2 separate regions of the Homo sapiens genome follow, and region 1 is linked to region 2. Evidence: chromatin loops called from intact Hi-C (ENCODE). Cell type or tissue: chondrocyte. All regions are shown on one strand. Each heading gives the region's core, and the rest is flanking DNA. Links, peaks and the distances in the headings are about the cores only. Region 1 has its middle 210 kb from the start of LINC03075. Region 2 has its middle 260 kb from the start of LINC03075.

Region 1 (10,582 bases), core at 1,635-9,634, 47 kb before region 2:
TCTCACTCTGTTGCCTAGGCTGGAGTGCAGTGGCACGATCTTGGCTCACTGCATATCCATCTCCAGGGTTCAAGCGATTCTCCTGCCTCAGCCTTGCAAGTAGCTGGGATTACAGGAGCATGCCCCCACGCCTGGCTAATTTTTGTATTTTTAGTACAGACAGGGTTTCACCATGTTGACCAGGCTGGTCTCAAACTCCTGACTTCAAGAGATCCACTGGGATTACAGGTGTGAGCCACTGTGCCCGGCTGATTAAAAAAAAATTTTTATTCTCTATTTCATTTATTTATGCTCAATCTTTGTTATTTCTTTCCTTCTACTAATTTTTGGTTTAAGGTTTTTTTTTGATGTGTAAAGTTAGGTTGTTTATTTGAGATCTTTTTTTTGAGATGAAGTCTCCCTCTGTCACCAGGCTGGAGTGCAGTGGTGCAATCTTGGCTCACTGCAACCTCCGCCTCCCAGGTTAGAGTGATTCTCCTCTGTCAGCCTCCCGAGTAGCTGCGACTACAGGTGTGCGCCACCATACCCTGCTAATTTTTTTTGTATTTTTAGTAGAGATGGGATTTCACCATGTTAGCCAGCCTGGTCTCAAACTCCTGACCTCAGCCAATCCGCCTGCCTCAGCCTCCCAAAATGCTGGGATTACAGGTGTGAGCCACCACTTGTGGGCAAGATCTTTTTAAAAAGGATGTAAGTGTTTGCTACTATAAACTTCCTTTGTTTTTTTATTTTGGATTCAGAGGGTGTATGTGCACATTTATCAAATAGATATATTGCATAATGGTGAGGTTTGGTGTCTAGTGTACCTATCCCTGAGATAGTAAAACATTTTACCCAACAGATCTTTTTTTTTTTTTTTTTGAGATACAGTCTTGCTCTGTTGCCCTGGCTGGTGTGCAGTGGTGTGATCACATCTCACTATTAATAGATAATTTTTTGACCATCAGCCCCCTCCCAATCTCTCCCTTTTGGAGTCTCACTATCTACTGTTTCCATCTTTATGTCCTTGTGTACTCATTGTTTAGCTCCTGCTTATAAGTGAGAACATGTGGTATTTGATTTTCTGTTTCTGAGTTATTTTCACTTAGGATAATGGCCCCCAGCTCCATCCATGTTACTGCACAGAGCATGATTTCATTTTTTTTAATGGCTGTGTGGTATTCCATGGTATATATATACCACATTTAAAAAATCCAGTCCACTGTTAATGGACATTTAGGTTAATTCCATGACTTTACTATTATGAGTAGGAATGTAATACACATATGAGTGAAAGTGACTTTTTTATATAATATTTTCTTTCAGGTAGATGCCTAGTAGTATAATCACTGTGTCAAATGGTAGCTCTATTTTTAGTGCTTTGAGAAATCTCTATATTGTTTTTCATAGAGGTTGTGCAAATTTATAGTCCCACCAGCAGTGAATAAGCATTCATTATTCTCTGCATCCACACCAACATCTGTTGTGTTTGTAATAATAGCCATTCTGACTATGTAAGATGATATCTTATTGTGTGTGTGTGTGTGTGTGTGTGTGTGTGTGTGTGTGTGTTTGAGTCAGAGTCTCACTCTGTCACTCAGGCTGGAGTTCAGTGGTGTGATCTTGGCTCACTGCAACCTCCACCTCCTGGGTTCAAGGGATTCTCCTGCCTCAGCTTCCCAAGTAGCTGGGATTACAGGCACCCACCATCACGCCCAACTAATTTTTGTATTTTTAGTAGAGATGGGGTTTAACCATATTGGTCAGGCTGGTCTTGAGCTCCTGACCTCAGGTGATCCACTCACCTTGGCCTCCCAAAGTGCCGGGACTACAGGTATGAGTCACTGTGCCCGGCCTTTATTGTGGTTTTAATTTGCATTTCTCTGATGATTGGTGATGTTGAGCAATTTTTCATATGTTTGGTGGCCACTTGTATGTCTTCTTTTGAGAAATGTCTGTTTATATCCTTTGCAGTCTTTTTAATGGGGTTATTTATTCTTTGTTGATGTTGAGTTGTTTGTGTTCTTTGTAGATTCTGGATATTAGTCCTTTGTCAGATGCAAATATTTTGTTCCTATTGTGTAGGTTATCTGTTTACTCTGTTGATTATTTCTTTTGCTGTGCTCTTTAGTTTAAGTCCCATTTGTGTATATTTGGTTTTGTTGCATTTGCTTTTCAGGTCTAATTTATGAATTATTTGTCTAGGCCAATATCTAGAAGAGTTTTTCCTAAATTTTCTTCTAGGATTTTTATAGCTTCTGGTCTTTCATTTAAGTCGTTAATGCATCTTGAGTTAAAGTTTGTGTATGATAAGAGATGGGGATTCAGTTTCATTCTTTTGCCTATGGGTAGCCAATTTTCCCAGCACCATTGATTGAATAGAATGCCCTTTCCCCATGGTTTATTTTTGCCAACTTTGTCAAAGATCACTTGGTTGTAGGCATGTGGCTTTATTACTGGTTCTTTATTCTCTTTTCTTTCACAATTTTTTGTCCTTTTTTTAGCTGTATCCTTCCTAACAATGAACTCTCTATTCCGTTCCATTAATCTATCTATTTTTGTACCAATGCCATACTGTTTTATTTAGTATATAGCATTAGCACTATAGTATAATTTGAAGTCAGACACATGATGCCCCTGACTTGGTTCTTTTTGCTTAGGATTACTTTGGCTATTTAGATGCTTTTTTGGTTTCATATGATATTTAGGATCGCTTTTTCTAGTCCTATGAAAAATGATGTTGGTAATTTGATAGGAATTGTGTTGAATCTGTAGATTGCTTTGGTTAGTAAGGTCTTTGTAATGATATTTATCTTCCAATCCAAAAATTCCATAAATTTTTGGAACAGTTTCAGTAAGATTGATACCAGCTCTTCGTTGTACTTCTGGCAAAATTTGGCTGTAAACCCATCTGTTCTTGTTTTTTTTTTTTTTTTGTTTGAAATTACGTTATTACTCAGTCAATTTTATTGCTTGTTATTGGTTTATTTTGGGTATCTATTTTTTCCTGGTTCAGTCTTAAGAGGTTTTATGTTTCCAGGAATTTATCCATTTTCTTATTTTTTTAATTAATTAATTATTATTACACTTTAAGTTTTAGGGTACATGTGCACAATGTGCAGGTTAGTTACATACGTATACATGTGCCATGCTGGTGTGCTGCACCCACTAACTCGTCATCTAGCATTAGGCATATCTCCCAATGCTATCCCTCCCCCCTCCCCCCACCCCCCACCCCACAACAGTCCCCAGACTGTGATGTTCCCCTGCTGTGTCCATGTGTTCTCATTGTTCAATTCCCACCTATGAGTGAGAATATGCGGTGTTTGTTTTTTTGTACATGAAAAAATGCTCACCATCACTGGCCATCAGAGAAATGCAAATCAAAACCACATGAGATACCATCTCACACCAGTTAGAATGGCAATCATTAAAAAGTCAGGAAACAACAGGTGCTGGAGAGGATGTGGAGAAACAGGAACACTTTTACACTGTTGGTGGGACTGTAAACTAGTTCAACCATTTTCTTATTTTTTAAAGGAATATAAAACTATTATTCACCACTGTCCACCAGTATTTTTTTTTTTTGAGACAGAGTCTCACTCTGTCACCCAGGCTGGAGTGCAGTGGCTCGATCTCGGCTCACTTCAAGCTCTGCCTCCCGGGTTCACGCCATTCTCCTGCCTCAGCCTCTCCGAGTAGCTGGGACCTTTTTTACATCTTAATTTGTTATCTGAATATCTTTTTTGTTGAGGTGGCTATTTGGATCTTGTGCCCATTTTTAATCGGGTTGTTCATTTTCTTGTTGTTGAGTTCTAAGAGTTCTTTGTATATTTTGGACATCAGTCCTTTATCAAGTGTGTGTTTTACAGAGATTTTCTCTCAGTCTGCGGCTTATCTTGTTATCTTTAACAGTGTCTTTGACTACCAGAAGTTTTAGTGTTTTGTTTTGTTTTTTTCTGAGATGGAGTCTCATTCTGTCGCCCAGGCTGGAGTGCAATGGTGTGATCTTGGCTCACTGCAACCTCCCCCTCCCAGGTTCAAGCAATTCTTCTGCCTCAGCCTCCTGAGTAGCTGGAATTACAGGTGCCCATCACCATGCCTGGCTAATTTTTGTATTTTTAATAGAGACGAGGTTTCACTATGTTGGCCAGGCTGGTCTCGAACTCCTAACCTCGTGATCCACCTGCCTCAGCCTCCCAAAGTGCTGGGATTACAGGCATGAGCCACCACACCCAGCCCAGAAGTTTTAGTTTTAATGAAGTCCAACTCATCTATTCTTTCTATTCATCGATCATGTTTTCAGTGTTACATCAATGAAGTCATTGCTAAACCCAAAGTCTCCTATATTTCCTTTTATGTTATCTGTTGTGAGGTAGTGATGACTACCTGGACTGGTGGCACAGGCATAAAAGAATTTACCTTGTTGAGGCAGAGGTTGCAATGAGCCAAGATTGCACAACTGCACTCCAGCCTGGGTGACAGAGTGAGATTTTCTCTTAAAAAAAAAAGAAAGAAAGAAAGAAAGAATTTACCTTGTTGTAGGTAAGGAAGGTAGATTTATTAAAGAAAGTAGAAACATACATTGCTAGGGAGGCAATGGGCAGCTTGCAAGAAAGAAGCTGACTGCAAACCAACAAAGGATTGCTGGAGATTGTATAGGATAGTTCTTAGGCTGTATGCTGAAGAGGGCTTTGTATGGTGCTGATAATGCCAAGGTTGTGATGCAGGATTCCTCAGTCATTCTCAGCCAGGGACGTCTGGCCAGTGACATCCCCACCTGGGCCTTGCTTGGGCATGCTACCTGCCACACAGGAGGCTCCCCGTCCACTTGGCCCAGTCTGGCTTGCACAGTGGCTCAGCCTCCGGCTGGGCTATCATGCCCTAGCCTGCCTGTGTTATAGCTTCTACCTGAGATCGGCGATTCATGAGCTTTTTTCCCACATCCAAGAAGAATGAGGATACCCTGACAATTGAAGGATGAGGAAAGCAGAGAGGAATTTTATTGAGTGATGGAACAGCTTTCAGTGGAGAGGGGACCTGGGGGTGGTTTCTCTCCTTGTGTGGCTAAGCCCAGGGCTTTTGTGGACTCAGAATAGGGGAGTGCGTGCTGATTGGTTTGTGAGTATGCAAAAAGGTTAAAACAAAGGCACCACCCAAAGGTGGGCACAACTATGTAAAAAAAAAAAAAATTAGGAAGCATAGGTATATGTAAAACAGCTGAAGGGTGGGGATCAGTCTGAGGAAAGTGCACCAAGCAGGAAGACAGGTTCTCAATCCAGTCCATGGATTTGACTTGTAGCTTGGCTTTCAGGCTTTAAACTGTCTTTGGCTTGGAGGTGGGATTTCCCTGGGAACTTGCCCCTATCTGCCTAGGCATTTGTCCACCTCCTGCCACTATCAGTGGCAGTGACTTAACTTGCAACTTTTTGTATCAGCCAAGGGTCTACTGATACCTAGACACAGGAAGATTGTGAGTTATTTGTGCAGGAGGGCTGTGTGTTCTGGATTATGAAGAAAGGCATACTTGTAGCTTATCTGCTTTTTTTTTTTCTTTCCTCTGCTCCCACAAGCCTGACTCCCCTTCCCTAATTGGGACTCTACATTATCTTGTAAGAATTTTATCATTTTATGCTATACATTTAGGTCTATGATCCAATTTGAGTTAATTTTGTGAAATACGTAAGGTCTGTTTATAGATTCTTATTTTTGCATGTGAATATCCTGTTCCAGCACCATTTGTTGAAAAGAATATCTTTTCTCCATTGAATTCCCATTGCTTCTTTGTCAAATATCAATTGACTCTATTTGTGTAGGCATATTTCTGGGCTCTCTACTCTGTTCCATTGATCTGTTTGTCTGTTATTTTGTCCATGCCATGCTGTTTTAATTACTATGGCTTTGTAGTAAATTGTTGTTCTTCAGTATTGTGTTGGCTATTCTAGTTCTTTTGCCTTTTCATATAAATTTTGGAGTTAGTTTGTTATTATTTGTTTGTTATTACATATTATTTATTATTTGTTATTCACAAAATAATTTGGTGAAATTTTGACTGGGATTGTGGTGAATCCATAGGTTAAGTTATGGAAAATTGTCATCTTGACAATATTGAGTCTTTCTATCCATGTACATGGAATGTCTTTCCATTTATTTAGATAGTCCCTGAGGGTTTCCTTTTTTTTTTTTTGTATTTTTAGTAGAGATGGTGTTTCGCCATGTTGGCCAGGCTGGTTTTGAACTCCAGACCTCAGGTGATCCACCTGCCTCAGCCTCCCAAAGTGCTAGGATTACAGGCATGAGCCACCGCACCAGGCCTGTCCCTGATTTTTTCAATAGTGTTTTACAGTTTTTCTCATCTAGAACCACTATGAAAAACAGTAAGGTGGTGATATGGTTTGGCTGTGTCTGCACCCAAATCTCAACTTGAATTGTATCTCCCAGAATTCCCACGTATTTTTGGAGGGACCCAGTGGAAGATAATTAAAACGTGGGGGGCAGGTCTTTCCCGTGCTATTCTCATGATAGTGAATAAGTCTCATGAGATCTGATGTATGTATCAGGGGTTTCTGCTTTTGCTTCTTCCAATTTTCTCTTGCCGCTGCCATGTAAGAAGTGCCATTCACCTCCCATGACGCTTTTAAGGCCTCCCCAGCCACGTGGAACTGTAAGTCCAATGAAACCTCTTTTTCTTCCCAGTCTCAGGTATATCTTGATCAGCAGCATGAAAATAGACTAATACAGGTGGTTTCTCCAAAATTGAAAATAAAATTACCATATGATCTAACAATCCTCTTTCTGGGTATATATCTGAAAGAATCGAAAGTAGAGACTTACTTAGATATTTGTAAAGCATATAAATCACATTATTATTCACAGTAGCTGAGAGATGGAAGCAACCCAAATGTCCATCAACAGAAGAATAGGTAAGGGAGGTTTAACCCTGGACTCTGTATTTGATTCCATTGGTCTACATGTCTGTCTTTATGCTACTCCCAAACTATTTTGATTACTGTACCTTTGTAATGTGTTTTGAATTCTAGAAGTGTGAGATCTCTAACTTTGGTCTTTCAATATTTTTTTGGCTATTCAGGTCCCTTGGGATTACATTTAAATTTTTGGATGGGTTTTCTCTGTTTCTTGGCCTGTTTCCTCTCCAAGCCAAAATCTCTGAGACAGGGTTCTGGAATTGTGGGTGGAAACAATGGCAGGTTACCCCCCGACCCTGAAGCTTCAGGCACTTCTGGCAACTGAGAGCTCATTGTGGAGGAGCAGCAGTCTGAGGTTCTTTGGATTGCTTCCCCACACAATGAGCCACTGCCTCATGAACTAGGCAAGGTTGGTCAGGGCCCCCATCTTCTCTGTTTTCTGCATACAAGGAAGGGCCCCTATTTCACAAGTAGGTCTTGAGTGGTAAAAGGGAGCCTCCAACTCTCAAATGCACTTGCCAAGGACTTAGCCTCAAAAACAGTAGATGGGGCTTGGATGCAGAATGCTGTATTGTCTCTGGTTTTAGAATCAGGGCAGTAGTAAAGATGACTAAACTCTTTATTTGTGTAAATATTTTATGCTAGTAAATGCCTAAAATATTAGCTTAAAATTTGAAAGATGATTTTTTTTTGAGATGGAGTCTCACTCTTGTTGCTCAGGCTGGAGTGCAATGGTGCAATCTTAGCTCACTGCAACCTCTGCCTCCTGGATTCAAGCAATTCTCCTGCCTCAGCCTCCTGAGTAGCTGGGATTACAGGTGCCCACCACCACGCCCAACTAATTTCTGTATTTTTAGTAGAGATGGGGTTTCATCATGTTGGCAAGGCTGGTCTTGAACTCCTGACCTCAGGTGATCCACCCACCTTGGCCTCCCAAAGTGCTGGGATTATAGGCATGAGACATCATGCCCAGCCAAAAGATGATAAATTTTGAAAGTATATATATATAGATTTAGATTTCCATCCTAGCTTCTCTGCTTAAAAGCCAAAAGATCCTGAACAATTCACTCATCTTCCCTGAGACTGTTAACTTATCTATGCTATGGGATCAATGACATCTCTATTAAGGGTTTTTTTTTCTTGAAGTGTAAGTGTCAGGATCTGACACACGGAGTCTAGAATGTAACAGGTAACTGTAACTAACTGTTAATTCCATTTCTTCCATTTCTCTTTTCCTATGATTTACACCACCTTTATTTTAAGATACCTCAAACACTAAATAGATTTCTGAATTTAAATGCTAAGTACTGTAAAATTTAAAAAATTCTTTTGGCTGGGCATGTGGCTCACACCTGTAATCCCAGCACTTTGGGAGGCCAAGGTGGGCGGATCACCTGAGGTCAGGAGTTCAAGACCAACCTGGCCAACATGATGAAACTCGATCTCTACTAAACAATACAAAAATTAGCTAGTTGTGGTGGCGGGCGCCTGTAATCCTAGCTACTCCGGAGGCTGAGGCAAGAGAATCACTCAAACCTGGAAGGTGGAGGTTGCAGTGAGCCAAGCTCATGCCACTGCACTCCAGCCTGGGTGACAGGGTCAGACTCTGTCTCAAAAAATAAACATAATTTATTGAGACATATAGAGTATTGCTTATTAATACATTTTATATTGTATCCATCAATTATTATAATAGTGGTAGTGATTTTTAATATTTTGTCTTTTAACTTTTATACCAGAGTTAAAAGTTACTTGCATGTTATTTCTTCAACATTCAGGGTAAAGATGGTTCAGGGTGAAGATGGTTCAGGGTAAAGATAGTGTGAGAAAAATGATGTCTACTAAAAATCCTTTTTCTTTGTGTTTCCTACAGCAGGATACCTTGCTTTAGGCTCTGCTTAGTAGACAGTTTCCAATTGTGTGCACAGCCTGAGACTGATGCTGACAGAAACCAATTAGCGCATACTGTCAAGTCTTAAAATGAGACACAGGGTAGATCCCTAATTAAATTTATTACAATATTGTCATCGCTGTCATTTTTATAACAGGAGTGAGAGTAATATAGTAAGCTTTATTGGTGCTAGAGAATTCAATTCATATCATTCTTGTTTTCTAGGGACTGTTACCGTTTGCTGTGGTAGGGAGTATGGTTGAAGTGAAAGTTGGAAAAAGGGTGGTCAGAGGCTGTTACTACCCTTGGGGAGTTTTGCAAGGTAAATATGAAGGAGGGCAGACTCTGGAATGATTAAGTTAAATATATGTGTATCATTTGTAGTCTCAAAGTAACATTTTAAATTGAGCTAATATTGGTAACTCTTGCTAATCTGTAAGTTAACAATTACTAATGAGGAATGCAAACTCTGTTTTATGTAAATTAATGCTTACTGTGACAATGACTCATTCTCATAGAAGTCTGCTGAACGCTGCTTTAAGCCAAAATCTCCAGAGGCTGGGAAGAACCTCTTTGTTTATCCCAATGCTCCCAATGTGCCACGTGCATATTATCTGTCTTTGTATAAATTATGACATTGAGAATGCTGGAAAGCACTTTAAACAAAATGGAAGCAAAAATACTAGTGTGTAGATGTGTTGCATAAACTCATTGCTAGCTAATGTAGAAACCATTTTAAACTGGTCACTAGAAAAAAGAGTGATAAACTTTTTAAAACAAAGTACAATTTACCTTTGGCTAAAGATTATACCTTTGACATTTATATTATTATTTAGCATCATAATGAGTTAGAATAGTGTAGTAAGCAGTAATTTATTATCTTGTTCATATAGTTATGGTACTAATTATTGGGGAATGGAAGATTTCTACTTGTACTGGTTTCCAAATGATATTTTTGGTTTTTTTGTTTGTTTTTTGAGACAGATTTTTCTCTTGTCACCCAGGCTGGAGTGCAAGTGCCACGATCTTGGCTCGCCGCAACCTCCGCCTCCCAGGTTCAAGTGATTCTCCTGCCTCAGCCTTCTGAGTAGCTGGGATTACATGTGCCTGCCACCACACCTGGCTAATTTTTGTATTTTTAGTAGAGACAGGGTTTCACCATATTAGGCTGATCTCAAACTCCCGACCTCAGGTGATCCACTTGCCTTGGCCTCTAAAAGTGCTGGGATTATAGGCATGAGCCACCATGCCCAGCCCCAAATGATGTTTTTCAAAAAATGACATATTAAAAATTTTAAAATTTGTTAAACTTTTGTTTAACTTAATGTTTTAATATATAAACTTAATGTTTTAATATATATTATGTTGTATTATATATTAGTATGTGTTATAAAATATATATCTGTACTATATGTTGATGTATAAAATTTGGTCATAGTATTAATCACAATAAACCATATATTATCAATCTTCTGGACATGATAAACACAGGAGAGAGCCATACAAATTATTTTTCATTAATTAATCTTAATTGACAAATAAAATTGTATGTACTTATCATGTACAACATGATGTTTTGAAATACATATACATTGTGGAATGGCTAAATTGATATAATTAACATGTGTTATCTCAATTATTTTTGTGATGAAAGCTTAACATCTATCTTAGCAATTTTCAAGAGTATAAAATATTGTTATTAACACAGTCACTATGTTGTGCAATAGATCTCTTTAACTTGTTCTTATCTAACTAAAAGTTTGTATCCTTTGACTAACATCTCTCC
Region 2 (10,582 bases), core at 1,455-9,454:
CCCAAAGTGAAAGATGTTGGCAACTGAACTTCTTCTCAGTCTCCAGTGCCTCGGTCTCGATGAGCATTCGTGTTTAATTCTCCTGCCCGCAGCCTCTCTGGGCTTATTCATGCCCATAATGGATTCTAAGGACTGCAAATTACACATTAAACCTCCACTCTCTTTCCCACATTCCAGGGAATGAGGCCACTCTTCCCAGAGCACCTGCCAGTTTGGATGATGAAGGGGCCGTCCAGGGAGGAGCACACGCTGCCTGTTGCCTCCCTGACTTCTGACATCACTGCTTCCCAGACCATCCTCACGCCGTTTTCTCCTCATAAACCGAGTTATTGAAACTGGCAAAACACTTTGTGATATTGTCCTCCTGTGATCAGATCCGTCCCTGGACCTTCTCACTGGAAGGTCCCTGCTCTGACCTCTCTCCCCACCTAGAAATGAGAGCAGCCCAGCAGCACTGACAGTACTAAACCATCCACTCAACAGATTCACCACAAACTTCACACTCAAAATCTCCCACCTGCACCAAGTGCTCTAGTTGTGCCTTAATGGAAGGTAGCAGATGCAACAGAACCCAGTGGAAGCTGCTGATACCTGATTATCTTCGTGATGGAGGAGAAGGGAAAGGGGAAGGCCTGGAGGTGTAGAAAGTCAATCTTTGAGGTAGCCAGGCCCCTCATGCCTCCTGATGACACCCCAAGCCTCCTGGGTCCCACTGCATACTCCTCCCAGGTCTGCACTGCTGTAGGCCTGCACAAGCCAGATACCCCCAGATTAGGAGGCCCACTCACGGAGATTGAAAACTGATGCTCAGGAAGATTGGCTTTGGGCTCTGAAGGCTAATAGCCACTACTTTAACTGCCCTCAGCTTCCTGGCAGCATGCTTCAATTTCATCTTCCTAAGTGATAACTAACAACATTTAACCTCCCCCATCTGGAAGCAGGAGAGCACAAGATATCCCTTCTAGCAGTTACCCCCAAGGAGAATGTTTAACCTCCCATGATCCAAGATATTAAAATTAACATAAAGATGCCCATTCTTTGCATATCAAACTGACAAATATATTTTAAATTGTAATCAGAAGAATCCATCACAGCTGGTTAGAAATATGTACAGCCTTTCAGAAGGAATGTAGCAATATCAAAGACTTAAAAATGTGCTTCAAAAATGTTGCTGCAAAGAGGAAACCTCAAGGATGTTCATTACAGCAATGACTATAATGGCAAAAAAAATGGAATTAACCTAATTGTCACATAACAGAGGATTGGTTAAATAAATTAGAATGTGTCCATATTATGAATTATAAGCAATAAAAGTGATGATGTAGAATAATGACATGGGGAAATGTTTGTAATATAATGTTAAATGGAAAAACAGGGTACAAAATTGTATGATCCTATTTTTAAAAATTGGGATCATACAATACGTATTTATGTACATAGAATGGTGGTCCTATAAGATTATAATGGAGCTGAAAAATTCCTGTCACCTAGTGATGCTGGAGCCACCATAATGTGGCAATGCAATGGATGACTAGTGTGTTTGTGGTGATGCTGTTGTTAAAAAAGAAAAAGCCTATGTTCACAGTTGTATAAAAGTATAGCATGTACAGTACAGAATACTTGATAATAAATGACTATGTTGCTAGTTTACATATATTATATATATATATATATATATACTATACTATCCTTTTTATCATTATTGTAGAGTGTACCTCTACTTAAAATAAAAGTTAACTGTAAAACAGCCTCAGGCTGGTCCATCAGGGTCCATTACAGAATTATTGTCATAGGAGATGACAGCTCCATGAGTTTTATTGCCCATGAAGACTTTCCAGCAGAGCAAGATGTGGCGATGGAAGACAGTGATACGGATGATCCTGACCCTGTGTAGGCCTGGGCCAGTGTGTGTGTTTGTTTTTAACAAAAAATTTTAAGCCAGGCATGGTGGTTCACACCCGTAATCCAATGCTTTGGGAAGCCAAGGCAGGAGGACAACTTATGCCCAGGAGTTGGAGACTGGCCTGGGCGACATAATGAGAGACCTTGTCTCTACAAAAAATTTTAAAAATTAGCCAGGTGTGGTGGCATGTGACTGTAGTCTCAGTTACTGGGGAGGCTGAGGCAGGAAGATTGCTAAAAAAAAAAAAAATTTAAAAAGAACCAACCAAGGAAAAGTACATATGCAACCAAGCAAATGATGGCCCTCCAAAGAAATGAAACGGGCACTCTCTAAATCTGGCCAGCATTTCCTTCCTTGAATGGAAATAGTGGTAGAGGGGATAGAAATTGTGCAGCTTTTGATTGAATTTAGGAGAGAAAACGCTTGGTAAAAATAATGATATGAAAAGTAACCACTAGGACCCAAGTACCACAATACACCTACATGAAATAAATCATAGCTCACAGCTATACAAGATTTGCAAGGTACTACAAAATGGGATGTGTTGGTAGCTTTGACCTGTGCTTGGTCAGGTGTTTCATGGCATGACATGTGTCATCCTCCCTGTGAGGATGGTGTGTGGGGGTGTAGGAAATACAGTCAGACCAGTGGCCAGCCCATGAGTCCCCACCCCCACCACTTAGCCATGAGACCACAGAGCTCCAATATATACCCATAAACACACACTCCCCTAGCATCCAGGAAGGGAAATTCTATCTCTTGCTTATAACCGAGTTACCCCACTTTCTGACCTTAAAAAAGAACAGCAGGTTTCCTTTGAAGGATTCAAACCTCATTAGCCACAGTGGGAAATGATGCTTTAATGGGCGTGTGATGGTCTCAGCTTCAGGTGTCTGTGTATGCAGCCATGTTTCTTAGCAACACCATAGCCATTTACATTTAATTTCCTAGCTTGCCTGATAAGGAGGCTGCAAGTGTAATTTGTGAAGCTGCAAGCTGGGCAAACTCACAGGGATATTAGATGAATCACTGGGTGATCCAGGCCACTGTGCCAAGCTCTACAGAAGAAGATAAATTAACACTGATTTGTAGGGCTGATACCGCTCAGGCGGATGCAATTTTCTAAGTGTCTAGGAGCTGTGCTTCCGTCTCTCCTGCTTTCCGTTTGGTGCCATCATTGATTAAGGGAAGCTTCACTCACAAAAAAATTTAAAATTAGCCAGGCACAGTGGTGCACACCTGGAGTACCTGCTACTTGGGAGGCTGCGGCAGGAGGATCGCTTGGGCCTAGGAATTCAAGGCTGCAATGAGCTGTGATCGCACCACTGCACTCCAGCCAGGGCAACAGAGGAAGACCTTGCCTCTACAAAAGAAAAAGAAAACTCAGGTTCCAACCCTGGAGTTACTAAATCAGGATCTCAAAATGCAGAGATCTGGCATTTCAAAAAAACTTCCCCTAGAAATTCTCATCAGCCAGGTGTGGGCCAGAAGAACTCTAAGCTCCCTTAAACCTTTGACATTTTATAAGTCTATTAAATCGAAGTGCAAAAAACGCTGAGTCCAAACTGAGCAAACAAATCCCATCTCCCTATGCGCAGCCCCCTTGGATTGAGAACGCCACACTGCCTGGCGAGTAAGCAGGGGGAGAATTCTCATTAACCCAAAGACCATCTCTGAAAACAGACTGGCTGCGGCCGGGGTGTGGTGGCCCACACCTGTAACCCCTCAAAAAAAAAAAGAGAATCGGCTTGGGAAAACAGGTGAGTATGAATTGGTTGGTGACTAAGAATCATAATAGGTTCAATGTGAACCCCTTAGTTCACGTTAAACTAAGTATATTCTCATGTGCTGTTTAACTGTGTGCCTTGATGACCGCCTCTCTCCATCCTTTAATGACTCCTGTGGCCCACATGGCTCATGGGTGAAGGTGTGCTGGGCCCCAGATGCCCCCTCCCAAGGTGTGCTTCCGGGACTCAGCTCCTGGACAGGGACAGTCAGTCATCAGGGATAGGGTGGGCAGGGGCTCCCTTGGCTGCTGATGCCTGCTCACCTGACCCCTGGCATTGCTGCTACCTGATACAGGTGGCTGAGGAATGGGCCCAGGGTGCCTTCAAACTCAACTCCAATGATGAGGGCATCCACACAGCCAATGAGTGCTGCCTGAAAGTACGACCCCTGGAGCCCCACCGCTTTCCTGGCCTCCCCTCTCCACCTTGCCCAGGGCCACTTTGAGCATTAGCAGCATCATGCTGTTTATTTTGCCATTGGCAGACAGCAGGCAAGACCTCAGGACATGGGCCAGGCATGGTGGCTCATGCCTGTAATCCTAGCACTTTGGGAGGCTGAGGTGGGAGGATCGCTTGAACCCGGGAGATGGAGATTACGGTGAGCAGAGATTGCGCCGTTGCACTCCAGCTTGTGTGACAGAGCAAGACTTCATCTTAAAAAAAAGAAAAAAAGCAGTGTTTCTTGAAGCTAGTCCCCCAACTAGGAGCACCAGCCTCACCTCAGAATTCCTGAGAAATGTGATGTGAGGCCCCACTCTGGATGGCTGAATCAGAGATTCTGGGGGTGGTCCCCAGCAATTTGTATTTATTTTATTATTATTATTTTTTATTTTTAGATGGAGTTTCACTCTTGTTACCCAGGCTGGAGTGCAGTGGTGCGATCTCGGCTCACTGCAACCTTCGCCTCCCGAGTTCAAGTGATTCTCCTGCCTCAGCCTACTGAGTAGCTGGGATTACAAGAATGTGCCACCATGCCTGGGTAATTTTGTATTTTTAGTGGAGACAGGGTTTCACCATGTTGGTCAGGGTGGTCTCAAACTCCCACCGTCAAGCGATCCGCCCACCTCAGCCTCCTGAAGTGCTGAGATTACAGGTATGAGCCACCGTGGCTGTCCAGAAATTTGCATTTTTAATAAATTCTCCAGTGGCTAGGCCTGGGGGCTCACGCCTGTAATCCCAGCACTTTGAGAGGCTGAGGCAGGAGCATCGCTTGAGTCCAGGAGTTCAAAACCAGCCTGAGCAACATAGCAAGACCCTGTCTCTACTAAGAATACAAAATATAAAAACTCAAAGCCTGGCAAGGTATTAATAATAACAATATCAATAATAACAGCAATAACAATAATAGTCTCCCGAGTAGCTGGGATTACAGGCAACCGCCATCACACCCAGCTAATTTTTGTATTTTTAGTAGAGATGGGGTTTCACATCTTGGCCAGGCTGATCTTGAACTCTTGACCTCAGGTGACCCACCTGCCTCAGCCTTCCAAAGTAGCGGGATTACAGGCATGAGCCACCATGCCTGGCCTTTAATCAGACTTTCACCAAATACACAATGTACATCTGGGGGAAGGGTAGAGGAATAGTCACTTAGGCCATTTCTTTTCTTTTCTTTTTTTTTTTTTTTTTTTTTTTTTGGACAGAGTTTCGCTCTTGTTGCCCAGGCTAGAGTGCAATGGCACAGGAGGAAACAACCAGGTGCAGTGGCTCATGCCTCAAAAAATGGTCTCAAACACGTGGCCTCAAGCAATCTGCCCAAGATTCAGAACAGATATTGACTTAATGGGCAGAATATTATGCTTTGTTGTTTGGATGTGTGCAGTGCAGAGGTTGCACTCCACAGCCTGGCCAACATGGTGAAACTCCATCTCTACTGAAAATACAAAAATAAGCCAGGCATGGTGTCATATGCCTGTAATCCCAGCTACTCGGGAGGCTGAGGCAGAAGAATCACTTGAACTGGGAGGCAGAGGTTGCAGTGAGACGAGATTGCACCGTGGCACTCCAGTCTGGGTGACAGAGTGAGACTCCATCTCAAAAAAAAAAAAACAAAAAAACAGTGAAACCAGCAATGTTAGACTGCCAGCATCACACCCCAGACCTCCTATCATGAGGCAGATAAAGAAGTTTTTCTTTCTTTCTTTTTTCTTTTTTTAAATTCTGAAACCCAAATCTCCTGCCTGTGGTTGGAGATGGAAACGTATTTTCTAGAAAGGGAGGGTTGAAAAGAACAGCTCAACTGAAGTCTAGACCTCACCAACAAATAAGGAGGCCCAAATTCAGGAGGACTCACCCCTTACCCTTGACAGTGTACTTGGAGCCAGAGGAACACAAGAGGTTCTGGTCGGCCAGGCACCAAGTCTAGGAGTGTTGGTTGGTTGGGGGATGGGAAGAGAGTCTCTGAATCCTGCAGTCTTGCTCACCGCACCAGAAATATTGACCTAACGAAAAAAGCTACGGCACAAAATATAATTTTGTTTTGAGACAGAGTTTCACTCTTGTTGCCCAGGCTGGAGTGCAGTGGCATGATCTCAGTTCACTGTAACCTCTGCCTCCCAGGTTCAAGTGATTCTCCTGCCTCAGCCTCCTGAGTAGCTGGGATTACAGGCACCTGCCACCATGCCCAGATAATTTCTGTATTTTTAGTGGAGACGGGGTTCCATCATGTTGGCCAGGTTTGTCTTGAACTCCTGGCCTCAGGCGATCTGCACACCTACACCTCCCAAAGTGTTGAGATTACAGGAGTGAGCCAACCACGCTCAGCCACCAAATAGAATTTTAAAGAATTTGCTTGAGGCCAAGGTGAGGACAGCTGCTTGAGAGACTCAGACTCAAATAACCTCAAGTAGGAACCACATTCAGCCTTTGTTACAAGGTTTATAAAGACAAAAGAATAATAGGAAGTGGGCTGATACAATGTTATCTGGAATTCACACTGGTTTACTATGCACTGGTACACAAAAGGGTTGGCCCATGATTCACAGCTCTTGGGTGACACCTTGAGGAATGATGCTCATGAACTGCACAAGAAATAACACTGATAGTGATTGAATATACATTGTTGAACTACACGGTGTGGGTTTTGTTGTCCAGCATGTGGAATTTTAGGTTAATTTCTAGCCACCTGTTGCATCAGTCAGTCCAGATTCCACAGAGCAAGCAGCTTCACAGAATGATTACATAGTTTAAGAGGGGAGTGAGACATAACTGCTGCCTAATTCCTGTGCCTGTGTGGGCCTAATAACTTAGAGGTAGTTCACAGTCCTCAGATTTAAAAATTTCTGCCAGGTGCAGTGGCTCACGCCTGTAATCCCAGAACTTTGGGAGGCTGAGGCAAAGGATTGCTGGAACCCAGGAGTTCGAGGCAAATCTGGACAATGTATCAAAACCCTGTCTCTACTAAAAATACAAAAATTAGATGTATGTAGTAGTGCATGCCTGTAGTCCTGGCTACTCAGGAGACTGAGGCAGGAGGATCGCTTGAACTGGGAAGGTCAATGCTGCAGTAACCTGTGATCGTGCCACGTGAAGATGGAAACAGCAGACACTGGAGACCACTGGGTTGGGCGGGGAGTGGGCCAAGGGTTGAAAAACTACCCGCTGGGTACTATGCTCACTGCCTGGCTGATGGGATCAATCCTACCCTAAACCTCAACATCACGCAATACACCCATGTAACAAATCTGCACATGTAACCCTTGAACCTAAAAGTTGAGTTTTAATAAAATCAAATATTTGCTCTTTATGGATGCCCAGTCATAGTTGAACACTGTAGGTATCTAGAAGGATTCAGTAGTTAACTATGTTTATTCAAGACTTTTTAGGTTAGAGGTTTTTTTGTTTGTTTGTTTGTATTTGAGAGAAGTCTCGCTCTTTTCCCCCAGGCTTGAGTGGCTTGATCTCGGCTCACTGAAACCTCTGCCTCCCGGGTTCAAATATTTCTCCTGCATCTGCCCCTCAAGTTGCTGGGATTAAGGTGCTGGCCACCATGCCCAGTTAATTTTTGTATTTTTTAGTAGAGACAGGGTTTCACCATGTTGGCCAGGCTGGCCTCGAACTCCTGACATTAGGTGATCTGCCTGCTTTGGCCTCCCAAAGTGCTGGTATTACAGGCATGAGCCACCATGCCCGGCCAGGTTAATGTGGTTTTAAATTTTTGTTTTGCAGTTTTATTTGTCGATATCTCATGGTTTAGGATAGGCTAAACCTATCCTAACTCATTTTACTTGTGTTTTTGTTTTGATTTATATAATTCTGTATGACAATATTGAACTTCATACACTTTAAGCCAGTGTACAGCAGAAGTCAAGTATAGATCAGCCATACATCTATTGCCACTATAATTATCTTTGTGTTGGCCTGTATAACTATTACACGCATTTTAAAAATAATTTGTATATAATTGTTATTTTGGTTGGTGATAGTTGGTTATTTTCTCTTGTGTCGGTGAGTAGTCATAGAAATTGTCTTAATTTCCACACCTGTTTATTGGTGAATATGTATTATCTTGATGTGAGAGAAACATTTTGTGATTTGGAGGTAAGTGTTGAAAAGACTTGTAACTCTATTGCATGTTTATTTATTTTTACTTGTCTAAAATACAACCCAAAATGTACAATCTTAACTACTTCAAATTATGTAGTTTAGTTTATGTTACATATATTGACACTGTTAGCAACATATCTGTAGAATGTTTTCTATTTTTATATTATTTCATTGAGACAGAGTCTCATTCTGTTGCCCAGGCTGGAGTGCAGTGGTGCAATCTCGGCTTGCTGCAATCTCCCAGGTTCTTATTTTCCTGATTACACTTAGTTGTCTGTGTTCCCATGTTACATATTGAGCATAATTGAGATGGTTATTTTGATTTTTTTTTCAGATAATTCTCCTGGCTCAGCCTCCTGAGTAGCTGGGATTACAGGCATGTGCCACCATGCCTGGCTAATTTTTGTATTTTTAGTAGAGATGGGATTTTACCATGTTGGTCAGGCTGGTCTTCAACTCCTGACCTCATGTGATCTGCCTTCCTTGACCTCCCGAAGTGCTGGGATTACAGGTGTGAGCCACCGTACCCAGCCTAGAATGTTTTTATCTTGTGAAACTAATACACAATCTAGGTGAATCCTATTTCCCATTGCCTGGCCCTTTCCAAACATTATTCTATTTTCTCTTTTCAATAGTGTAACTACTTCAGATATCCCATATAAGTGGATTCATAAAGTATTTGTCTTTTTTCAGCTGGCTCATTAAATTTTACATAATATCATTAAGATTTATGTTTATGGTAGATGTTAGATTTCTTGTTTTTTTTTAAGCTGAGTTAAAACGAGTTAAAATGAGTTAAAATGAGAATAAAAATATTCCATTATTTTTATATTCCAAATTATATTTATCCATTCATTTGGTGAGGGAAGTTTGGGTTGATTTCACCTATTGGCTTTTGTGAATAATGCCACAATACATGGTGTTAATAACTCATTTGACCATACATGTGACTGTTTTTTTCTGTGCTGTTTTCTGTTTTATTGGTGTAGGATTTTACTTTTATGCCAGTATCAAAGTGCTTTGATTACCCTACCTTCATTTTGTATTTTGAAATCATTAAGCACGATGCCTCCAATATTGTTTTTGTTTTACAAATAGCCAGGCTCTTTGTGGTTTCTTGATATTCCATATGATTTGAGGGTTGGTTTTTTAATTTTTGGAAAAGTGAAATTTGGAATTTGAAAGGGATCGTATTGAATGTGTAGATAGATCAATTTGGTCAGTATGGCCATCTTCACAGTCTTCCAACCTTTGAACAAGAGCATGCTTAAGAGTGTATTGTTTAATTTTCATATTTTGTGTTTTTTTTGTTTTCCTGTTGTTAGTGATTTTTAGTTTCACACAATTTGGCCAAAAATAATAATGCGTAAGATTCCAGTTTAAACATGGATTAAGACTTGTCTTGTGAGATAAAAGGTGTTGTATCCAGGAGAATTTTCTTATGAGCTTTCGAAAAGTTTGTGGATTCTGCTGTTGTGTGGTGTGTCCTGTATACGTCTTTTAGGTGTAATTGCTTTACACTGCTTTCAAGTTCTTTGTTCCCTTATTAATGTTCTGTCATGCTTTATTATTCATTACTGAAAGTATTGAAGTACTCTCCCATTGTTATATTCATTTCTGTCAATGCTTGCTTTAAATATTTGGGAACCCTGGTAGCAGATATAAATAGGTTCCCAGTGAATGAACCATTTTATTATACTATAATGTCCTTGTTTGTCTCTTGTGAGTTTTGACTTAAACTATATTTTATAAAATATGACAGCTTTTGACTTAATATAATTAGCTCTCCACCTCTCGTTTGGTTAACATTTGCATGGAGTGTCTTTTTCCATCCTGCCACTTTGTCTATTTTCATCATTAGATCTGAAGTGAGTCTCTTGAAGACATGACATAGGTGGATTTTGTTTTTTAAATTAAAAAAAACCCTTTATTTAATATTTGCGTTTTGATTGGGAAGTTTAGTCCATGAATATTTTAATAATTTTCTGAAAGGAAATAACTTGCAATTACTATTTTATTGTTTTATTTGAATCTTGTGCCTATTTTGTCCCTATTTACTTTGTATTCCTTTGTGTCTTGTTGATATTTGTAGTGACATGCTTTGCTTTTTTATTTTCTATTGCATATCTGCATTTTCTTTATGGTTACCATGTAAATTACATAAAATCTCTTAAAGTTACAACTGTATATTTTAAACTAGTAACAACTTGCACTCAGTTGCATACAAAAATTCTTGCTCATTACATCTGCCCTCAACTTATAATGTCACTAAGTATGACATATATGAATGGGTGTTTTAATTTTTATGATGTCTTTCAAATTTTAAAGCACTATTGTTTTCTGCCTA

What was found. Peaks named below come from ENCODE experiments on the same cell type or tissue, not always from the same donor. Only the 100,000 strongest peaks of a DNase experiment are listed, where the experiment ranks them.
Region 1: it touches region 2 in a loop (2.1-fold over the local background); 3 of 110 quality-filtered maps call a loop at or near these places.

Annotation. Positions count from the first base shown.
Region 1 is chr7:63,137,427-63,148,008 of GRCh38, reverse strand. It overlaps the pseudogene SEPTIN14P1. Among named protein-coding and RNA genes, the nearest start is that of LINC03075, 210 kb to the left of the region's middle. In chondrocyte, for the core only: no CTCF peak of the experiment used is centred there; a DNase peak (open chromatin) is centred at 4,792.
Region 2 is chr7:63,089,776-63,100,357 of GRCh38, reverse strand. No RefSeq gene overlaps it. Among named protein-coding and RNA genes, the nearest start is that of LINC03075, 260 kb to the left of the region's middle. In chondrocyte, for the core only: no CTCF peak of the experiment used is centred there; no DNase peak of the experiment used is centred there.